2 separate regions of the Homo sapiens genome follow, and region 1 is linked to region 2. Evidence: read pairs that join two places in POLR2A ChIA-PET (ENCODE). Cell type or tissue: B cell. All regions are shown on one strand. Region 1 overlaps PIKFYVE (phosphoinositide kinase, FYVE-type zinc finger containing). Region 2 has its middle 43 kb from the start of CREB1.

Region 1 (5,000 bases), 830 kb before region 2:
GTGAGAAGGATAACAGAAGAAGACTGACAGTTCTGTAGCCGAGCACTAGAAGAGCTATCAGTTTTAGAATGCTAAGCCTCTGGAAGGACTCCAGCCTACTAGAGAAACCCTGTCTCCCTAAGACGTAACAGGATCAGGAGATAAATAATGCCAGTATCTTATCATTCTGTTAATCTAGAAGCCTGATCCTCTCCCCTTCCTCCTTCTGTCTGGTGAATTCCCATTATTCAAATTCCAATCCATTCATCCTCAGCTCTGGGAAATCTTCCCTGAACCAACCAAATTTCACCCCTATGGCAGACACAGCTGCCTTTCATTGTCCATTGTCCATTTCTTCCATAACTAAGGTGCCCCAACTTGTTACCTAAGCACACAGCCATGGTTTGCTGAACTTCACTGCTGAACTGAATCACATTACCTTTTTATGTGCAATGTTCTTGGTACAAACAAAGCCATTGACAACCACAGAATCAAACTTCTTTCCACCTGGGATCTAATGGAACAATTAAGAAAACAATAAAATTCAATGATAACATGCTTAGAATCTAGTTAGATGTACGCTATTATTTCTTTCCATTTTTTTTAAACTATTATGTAATCAAATAAGAACAAAAAATTTCAGGAAATAATACTTCCTTTCAACCAACGATCAATGGCATCTCTGCATGACTCTGTTTTCCCATCCCCTGTTCTCTAATGTACTACCCTAGGACTCTAAAGTACTCACTGACTGAATAAACTAGTGCCATGTGGCAGTTAACACTATTGTTTAAGTTAAATATCATAGGGAAAAAGCACACACAGGACTCCATTACTATCTAAATCAGGGGTGTCCAATCTTTTGACTTCCCTGGGCCTCACTGGAAGAAGAATTGTATTGGGCCACACATAAAATCCACTAATAACAGCTGATGAGCTTAAAAAAAAAATCGCATTGTGGTTTTGATTTGCATTTCTCTGATGGCCAGTGATGATGAGCATTTTTTCATGTGTCTTTTGGCTGCATAAATGTCTTCTTTTGAGAAGTGTCTGTTCATATCCTTTGCCCACTTTTTGATGGGGTTGTTTTTTTCTTGTAAATTTGTTTGAGTTCATTGTAGATTGTGGATATTAGCCCTTTGTCAGATGAGTAGGTTGCGAAAATTTTCTCCCATTTTGTAGGTTGCCTGTTCACTCTGATGGTAGTTTCTTTTGCTGTGCAGAAGCTCTTTAGTTTAATTAGATCCCATTTGTCAATTTTGGCTTTTGTTGCCGTTGCTTTTGGTGTTTTAGACATGAAGTCCTTGCCCATGCCTATGTCCTGAATGGTAATGCCTACGTTTTCTTCTAGGGTTTTTATGGTTTTAGGTCTAACGTTTAAGTCTTTAATCCATCTTGAATTAATTTTTGTATAAGATGTAAGGAAGGAATCCAGTTTCAGCTTTCTACATATGGTTAGGCAGTTTTCCCAGCACCATTTATTAAATAGGGAATCCTTTCCCCATTGCTTGTTTTTCTCAGGTTTGTCAAAGATCGGATAGTTGTAGATATGCAGTGTTATTTCTGAGGGTTCTGTTCTGTTCCATTGATCTATATCTCTATTTTGGTACCAGTACCACGCTGTTTTGGTTACTGTAGCCTTGTAGTATAGTTTGAAGTCAGGTAGCGTGATGCCTCCAGCTTTGTTCTTTTGGCTTAGGATTGACTTGGCGATGCGGGCTCTTTTTTGGTTCCATACGAACTTTAAAGTGGTTTTTTCATCAGAGAAATGCAAATCAAAACCACAATGAGATACCATCTCACACCAGTTAGAATGGCAATCATTAAAAAGTCAGGAAACAACAGGTGCTGGAGAGGATGTGGAGAAATAGGAACACTTTTACACTGTTGGTGGGACTGTAAACTAGTTCAACCATTGTGGAAGTCAGTGTGGTGATTCCTCAGGGATCTAGAACTAGAAATACCATTTGACCCAGCCATCCCATTACTGGGTATATACCCAAAGGACTATAAATCATGCTGCTATAAAGACACATGCACACATTATGTTTATTGCGGCACTATTCACAATAGCAAAGACTTGGAACCAACCCAAATGTCCAATAATGATAGACTGGATTAAGAAAATGTGACACATACACACCATGGAATGCTATGCAACCATAAAAAAGGGTGAGTTCATGTCCTTTGTAGGGACGTGGATGAAATTGGAAATCATCATTCTCAGTAAACTATCGCAAGGACAAAAAACCAAACACCACATGTTCTCACTCATAGATGGGAATTGAACAATGAGAACACATGGACACAGGAAGGGGAACATCACACTCTGGGGACTGTTGTGGGGTGGGGGGAGGGGTGAGGGATAGCATTAGGTGATATACCTAATGCTAAATGACGAGTTAATGGGTGCAGCACACCAGCATGGCACATGTATACATATGTAACTAACCCGCACATTGTGCACATGTACCCTAAAACTTAAAGTATAATAATAATTAAAAAAAAAGAAAGAGACATAAAAAAGTTAAAAAAAAAAATCGCAAAAAATGTCATAATGTTTTAAGAAGTTTATGAATTGGTGTTGGGCCAGATTCAAAGCAGTCTTGGGCTGCATGCAGCCCACAGGCCACGAGTGGGACAAGCTTGATCTAAATAAAGCAAATTACCCACTGCTTTTCCTCCAAACAGTGATCACAATCTGTGAGAACAGGCTTTCTCATAGCTGACTTGTCAAGAAGAGGAAGCAAGAAAGGAAGAACCTATCTCTGTTTGGGTTCCCAACTCATCTCCGATATAACTCATCCTTTCCATTGACCTTTCACTTCCTATGCGTGGCTTCCATGACTCCTAAGTGCGCTGCTAACAAAGCAGACAGCAAAACCTCCTACTCCTCACCTAGCACCCCTCAGGGTAATGACTCTTTTCAGATTACCATTAAGACAAAAATTACAATCAGTCCTGCCTCATCAGTTCCTAGCATTAGTAAAACATTAGCAGAGCTCACTTTTTTGATGTGGACAAACTGACGGATATCCATGTCATCATCCTGGTTCTTGACATCAGGTCGGACTGTCTGAACAACCTGGCAGACCAATGACACGATGATGTCCCTCCAAGATGATGACAGTGAGTCACTATGGAGCAACTGCTGGAGTAGTGCCATCATGTGGTTATGATTAGCTGAACTACAAAAATATTATAAGAAAGAAGTTTGCATAGTTAATACTGCCAGAGACAATAATTCTGATGATAAAACAAACAGCCTACAAAGAAATAAACATTTCAATTACGGCTCACAGATAAGATTTTCTAGGTCAATATCATTCTTTCATTATATCTGTACCTTAAGGATTTTGCATATAAATGAAATCTGAATATCTTCCACTAAGAAGTCCCCTGCAATTGACTGAAATGAAATTTTAACACGTAAAATGGGGACAGACAAGCACAGTTTGGGGCTTTTGTTTTTGTTTTTTTTCTCTGAGACGAAGTCTTGCTCTGTTGCCTAGGTTGGAGTGCAGTGGCGCGATCTCAGCTCACTGCAACCTCCGCCTCTTGAGTTCAAGCAATCCTCCTGTCTCAGCCTCTGAGTAGTTGGGATTACAGGCCAGCGCCACCACGCCTGGCTAATTTTTGTATTATTAGTAGAGACGGGGTTTTACCATGTTGGCCAGGCTGGTCTCAACCTTCTGAGCTTGTGATCCTCCCGCCTCAGCCTCCCAAAGTGCTGGGATTACAGGCGTGAGCCACTGCACCCAGCCGGGGCTCTTGGTTTTATAAGAAATTTAATCACAAGTCAAAATAGACTGTATTTCCTAAGTAACCTTAGTATTTTTTTACTTTCTAAGGAAAAAGAAAAAGACCTCCCTTTTTAAGAGGAATGATGCATATGCTTATCAAGTCACTGAAGATAATAAAAGTGAAAAATTAAAATTAAAAATTTCATTGCCTTACAGCAACCTCTCCATGGCTTGTTTCTCCCCATTCTCCTCCCTCAGGAGCTCCAGGTTGTTATGATGCCAGCCCAAAGGTGTGAAAGGCAGCTCTTTGGATTTTTCCTCTACTCGGCGATTAAATAAGGATTCTAAGTACAATATAAAATAAGAAGTTATTACTTCATTGTCCTGTTTTATACCATCTACTCATATATTTAGAAATTGCCCTTTGTCTTTATAAATGTTTTAAGTTAGCCAACATAAATTATTGGTGTAAAAAGGCAAGAACATGTAATAAACATATAAATAAAATGCATAAGAAAATACTTACAAATACATAAAATACACTAAAAATACAGAAATGCAAGAATTAAGAAGAGCAGTAATTGGCAACAGCCAAAATCAGAAACAGAACTGTGAAAATCAAATGTACGTAACTAAGACTCTCAAGCCAATAATTATAAGCACAGCTTCTGAAAAGCAAATAAAATGAAACTTTTGCTTCTCCTTTTAATTTTTAAAAACGAGGGTGTTAATTTCCCCTTTAAAATCACAAACTGGGCCGCGCGTGGTAGCTCACGCCTGTAATTCCAACACTTTGGGAGGCCGAGGTGGGCAGATCACCTGAGGTCAGGAGTTCGAGACCAGCCTGGCCAACATGGCGAAACTCCATCTCTGCTAAAAACACAAAAATTAGCTGGGCGTGTTGGCACACGCCTGTAATCCCAGCTACAAGGGAGGCTGAGGCAGGAGAATCACTTGAACCTAGGAGGCAGAGATTGCAGTGAGCCAAGATCGCACCACTGCACTCCAACCTGAGTGACAGAGCGAGACTCCATCTCAAAAAAAAAAAAAAAAAAATCACAAACTGAAAACTGCATTCAACAGAAATCTGAATGCTGGCAAAAGAACACATGATAGCGAGAGTGATGAATTTTCAAGAAAGAAGCTCAGCTCAGATATCACAAAACAACAGATGACAGTGTAGAAAGTCTATTCAGACAATCCTCAATAGTGTTTCTCTTTCAATATTGGCACAGGGGTTTTTTAACAAAATTTTAGCAAGACAGACTCAAAAACATA
Region 2 (5,000 bases):
AAAAATACAAAAAGTACCAGTAGTGGCGCCTGTAGTCCCAGCCTCTCGGGAGGCTGAGATGGGAGTGTTGCTTGAGCCTGGGGGTTGGAGGTTGCAGTGAGTCAAGATTGTGCCACTGCATTCTGGCCTAAGTGACAGAGTGAGACCCTGTCTCAAAAACAAAAAAACAAAGTGAGAGAGGCAATGCTATGCTACTGGCTTTGAAGCTAGAGGAAGGAGTCATGAACCAAAAGAATGTAGGTAATCTCTAGAAACCAGAAAAGCAAGGACACAGATTGTCCTCTAGAGTTTCCAGAGAAAGCACGGCCCTGCCAACAACCTTGATTTTGGCCCAGTGAAGTCCACTTCAGACTTCTGACCTCCAGAGCTGTCAGATAATAAATCTGTAACAATAAATGTTGTTTTAAATAACTAAGTTTCTGTAGGCCATTGAAAACCACCTATGAAAAAATGTAATAAATAACTAAGTTTCTGGTAATTTGCTACAGCACCGATAGGAAACGAATACATGTGCCATATCTGAGAAGCTTTTCTTCATCACCTTTTCCCCCAGGGGCAAGTTAAGGGCCTCTCCTGCTCACTCCCTTACACTCTGATGTTTCTTTTCTGTGCCTCAGTTTTTCCACGTGTAAGACAAGTACTTACTTCACTGGATTCAGATGAGGATTAAATGAGTTAATATCCACGAAGTATTTAAAATAGTCACTTTCCCATAGTAAGTGCCCAATAAATGTTATTGTTATTATTACCCCATCACTGCCCACTTATCACACCATTGTATTTGCCGAATGAAGTAAGTGAGTGGGAATAGAGATTGAGGAGTATGATTAATATTTCCGCCCGTCTCGTGGGCCTGATCCCGGAAGAAAGGGATCTACCTTTCCAGGGCCTCAGCAATCGTTCCTTCTAGAACCTGACTACCAAATATGTTTTCCCCCTTTGTTTTGCCCTTTTGGAGGGTCTGTTTCCTGGGTTTCCTCTTGCACATCCCCCTTGGCTCCCTGCTCTATTGCCTGGAAGCCTGGGACCTCGCCACACTTACTGGCGGCTGCAGCTCCAGGAACCCAGCGTCCAAACCTTGAGTCCCTCTGCTGCTTTCAGAAGGGAATGTAGATCATTTCAAGAAAAAAGGAGAGGGATGAGTCAAAGAAGCGTAGATGGCTTCAAGCTGGCTGACTCAGAGAATGACTAAGAGAAGAAAACTGGAGAGGATGGGAGGACAGTAGCTGGAATGGCTTCCCTTGCTGGCTGTGTGTCCCCGGCACTCTATCCAGCTGCCCCAAGCCTCAGCTTACTGTCCTTCAAGTGCAGCTGATCACAGCACCTGCTTACAAGAGTATCATAAGGGTTAAAGGAAAAGTGACCCTTGAGCACTTAGCACAATGCCCCATCTGCACACAGCACCCTCTAAGTGTCAGCTGGCATTCATTTGAGTAGGAATGATGAGAAAAGGGTATGACCTGTAACAGCAATTTTCCAACTTTTTGGCCTCATAAGGTCTCCTTTATACTCTTAAAATATTATTGAGGACCCCAAAGAGCTCTTGCTTATATGTATATCTAGTAATATTTACCACATAAGAAATTAAAACTGAAACATTAAAAGTATTTATTCTTATAAGAACAATAATAGACCCATTATAGTTAACATGATTTAAAAATAAAACATAGTTAATTCTTCCAAAACAAAAATAATTCTGGTGGCATTGCTTTACATTTTTGCAAATCTCCTCAGTGTCTGGCTTAATAAAAAGATAGCTGGATCCTCATATCTGCATCTCTACTCAGTCTGTTGCAGTATCACATGTCACAAGTCAGATAGCCTCTGGAATACTCCACCGTACACTTGTAAAAGAATGAGAGTTAAAAAGGCAAATGACATCTTGGTATTATTATGAAATAGTTTTGACCTCAGTGACTACCTGTATAGATCTCAGAGGTCCCCAGAACACATTTTGAGAACCACTGACCTATAAGATCTTTTTGCAAAAATGTTTTTGCCGGGCGTGGTGGCTCACGCCTGTAATCCCAGCACTTTGGGAGACCGAGGTGGGCGGATCACAAGGTCAGGAGATCGAGACTATCCTGGCTAACACGGTGAAACCCTATCTCTACTAAAAATACAAAAAATTAGCCGGGCGTGGTGGCGGGCGCCTATAGTCCCAGCTACTCTGGAGGCTGAGGCAGGAGAATGGCGTGAACCCGGGAGGCGGAGCTTGCAGTGAGCCGAGATCGCGCCTCTGCACTCCAGCCTGGGTGACAGAGCAAGACTCCGTCTCAAAAAAAAAAAAAAAAAAAAAAAAAAAGAAAATGTTTTCAATCTGTGTATATAGACCATGATAAAAATGAGATTAAATATTACCTCCATCACATGGGCAAAAATGGAAAAGTTTGACAAAGATGTGAAAAGTGTTTCTGAGATGATGAAACACTGGAGCTCTCAACCTCTGTTAGTAGGAGTATAAATGGTATAAATTGGTTTGATTATTAATTGTTACTAAATTTCTCTTTAGAGTTAAAAATGCTCATATTCTATCATCCACTTATTCTGTTCCTTAGGAGAATTAAGAAACAAATTATGATATAGTTACGTAATTGATGACCACAATTGAAGACTATAATGAGTGGTAATAGTAATAGAATACCAATGAATAGAAACATATAATTCACATAATAGAATGCTGCAACTAAAAATGAATTAACTACAGCCATGTAAACATGAATGCATCTCAAAAACAGTGGTGAGCAAACAGTAAGAGATTCAAGTTCTGTGTACCATTTATTTTATTTTTTAAAAATTATTATTATTATTATTGTTATTCTTGAGACAGAGTTTCACTCTGTCACCCAGGCTGGAGTGCAGTGATATGATCTCGGCTCACCGCAACCTCCTCCTCCCAGGTTCAAGCAATTCTTTTGCTTCAGCCTCCCAAGTAGCTGGGACTACAGGTGTGTACCACCACGCCCGGCTAATTTTTGTATTTTTAGTAGAGACGGGTTTTCACCATGTTGACCAGGCTAGCCTTGAACTCCTGGCCTCAAGTGATCCTCTCACCTCGGCCTCCCAAAGTACTGAGATTATAGGCATGAGCCACTGTGCCTGGCCAGTGTACCATTTATGTAAAGTTTGAAAACATGCAAAGCAAAAATACATGTTGTTAATGAGCACATACATATGTAGTGAAAGTATATAGTCATGCATGGAATGAGAAACACCACATTAAGGACAATGGTTACCCATGAAGAATGAGATAATGAAATCAGGGAGGGGTCTTGGAAGGCCTTAACTATATTTGTAATGTTTTATTTATCTACTTTAAAAATTTGAATTAGAAAAACCTAAAGTGCTGCTTAAGCTGGGCAAAAGAATAAGGCAAGAAAAAAAGTCCAATAAAAATGACACTGACAAAAAAAATTAAAACTCTCTGCATAAAGCCTTTGGACAATGACCCCCAACCCTTTGCTCATGTTGGCTATATGGACAGTGCCTGGTTATGAGGAACTGGGTTTCAATTGTTCATTGGTGATTGATTGCAGGGTGCTTACCATGGATTTTCCCACAGCAGCAGTTAAGCACATTGCCTAAGTGCCTAGACTAGGCCCATCTATCCAGCTCACAGAAACCCATTAACTTTACAACCTGCCTAACCAATGGTAAGAGATCAGCAGGGTTGAGAGGTAGTTGACTGGGAAATTTGTTCTGACTTAGAGAGCCAGGAAGTTCCTCTCTCTGGCAGACCTGGCCTTATCCTTCCTCTACCTTCCTTTCCAGCCACGTATTGGGATAGGAGATTCTCATATTCCTGAACCAATCGAGGTTGGCTGGGGTAGAAACCCTCTCCAATAGGATAGGTCTGGGGTAGGTGAATGGTAGTGGAATTCGGGATCAGGAGATACAGAGATACGGGAGGGGCCAAATCTGCCAGCACAAATCCCTGAGTTGGAATAACTTTTATTTTTTATTTTATTTATTTTTATTTTTTTTTTGAGACAGAGTCTTGCTCTGTCACCCAGGTGATCTCAGCTCACTGCAACGTTCGTCTCCAGGGTTCAAGCATTCCTGTGACTCAGCCTCCTGAGTAGCTAGGATTACAGGCGCATGCCACCATGCCCAGATAATTTTTGTATTTTTTGTAGAGATGGGGTTTCACTATGTTTCCCAGGCTGGTCTTGAACTCCTGACCTCAAGTGATCTGCCTGCCTCAGCCTCCAAAAGTGCTGGGATTATAGGTGTGAACCACCCCACCTGGCCAAGTTGAAATAACTCTTGATTCTCAATCTGCTTTGGAGTCATCCCTCACTGATTTTCTGCTAAGACTTCTTTTACTTCCTCATTTACTGCTACGTGGTTTCTAACCTGACTTACCTCTTCTGTTCCACTGTTGAAAAAGCCACTGTGCCACGGAGCCTCCTGGAGCCTGCCACACAGTAGACACTCAGTTACTGGTGACTCCGTAATTTCCTTCTAGGTGGGGCTGAGGGTTTGGTTGGAAAGAAAGATTTGAAGATGTGTTTATATACATTTTACACAAGATGGAAGCAACATTAGTTGTCCCTCCCTACCAATCTCAACAAGTGTTAGCTCTCCTCCCCCACTTCCATTCTTCTCAGCGTCTGAAGTGAGCACTCAGCTTGGGGATTTGGCAAAGAAGGCAAAGACTAAAAATAAAAAGCAAAAGGAGAGTTAAGAATTTCAAGCATTCTCTAAGAGCCTCCATTAACCGTTGGTTCTGATATTCATTGAAACATAGGTCCAGCTCATTAAAAGTACCTTTGAATTATATTATAAGTTTTTTTTAAAACAATAATAACATATTTAAAAAGACTGCTTATCATTGGGCATTCCTTTTCAGCTCTTGTTACAATGATATATTTCAATAGCTATAGATTATAGGCACATATGCTTTTTATCTTCTTATTCTCTATGCTCCTACCTAGTTGTCATGCTTGTTTTTTAATGCCTGGCTATATTCTGTCAGTGGCTATTAACGGAGTAGAGAA

What was found. ChIA-PET counts read pairs that join two places held together with the same protein. Peaks named below come from ENCODE experiments on the same cell type or tissue, not always from the same donor. Only the 100,000 strongest peaks of a DNase experiment are listed, where the experiment ranks them.
Region 1: POLR2A ChIA-PET joins it to region 2 with 5 read pairs; 1 of 35 experiments calls an interaction of 5 or more read pairs at or near these places.

Annotation. Positions count from the first base shown.
Region 1 is chr2:208,313,360-208,318,359 of GRCh38, reverse strand. PIKFYVE (phosphoinositide kinase, FYVE-type zinc finger containing) reads right to left here. Exons shown (of 42, transcript NM_015040.4): 14 at 3,937-4,066; 15 at 2,987-3,167; 16 at 419-493. Among named protein-coding and RNA genes, the nearest start is that of PIKFYVE, 50 kb to the right of the region's middle. In B cell, a CTCF peak has its summit at 3,152 (motif pointing left); a DNase peak (open chromatin) is centred at 2,889; H3K4me3 peaks cover 2,461 bases; H3K27ac peaks cover 4,233 bases.
Region 2 is chr2:207,484,252-207,489,251 of GRCh38, reverse strand. No RefSeq gene overlaps it. Among named protein-coding and RNA genes, the nearest start is that of CREB1, 43 kb to the left of the region's middle. RefSeq lists a silencer at 4,204-4,253 and an enhancer at 4,484-4,553. In B cell, no CTCF peak of the experiment used is centred here; a DNase peak (open chromatin) is centred at 4,341; H3K27ac peaks cover 1,193 bases.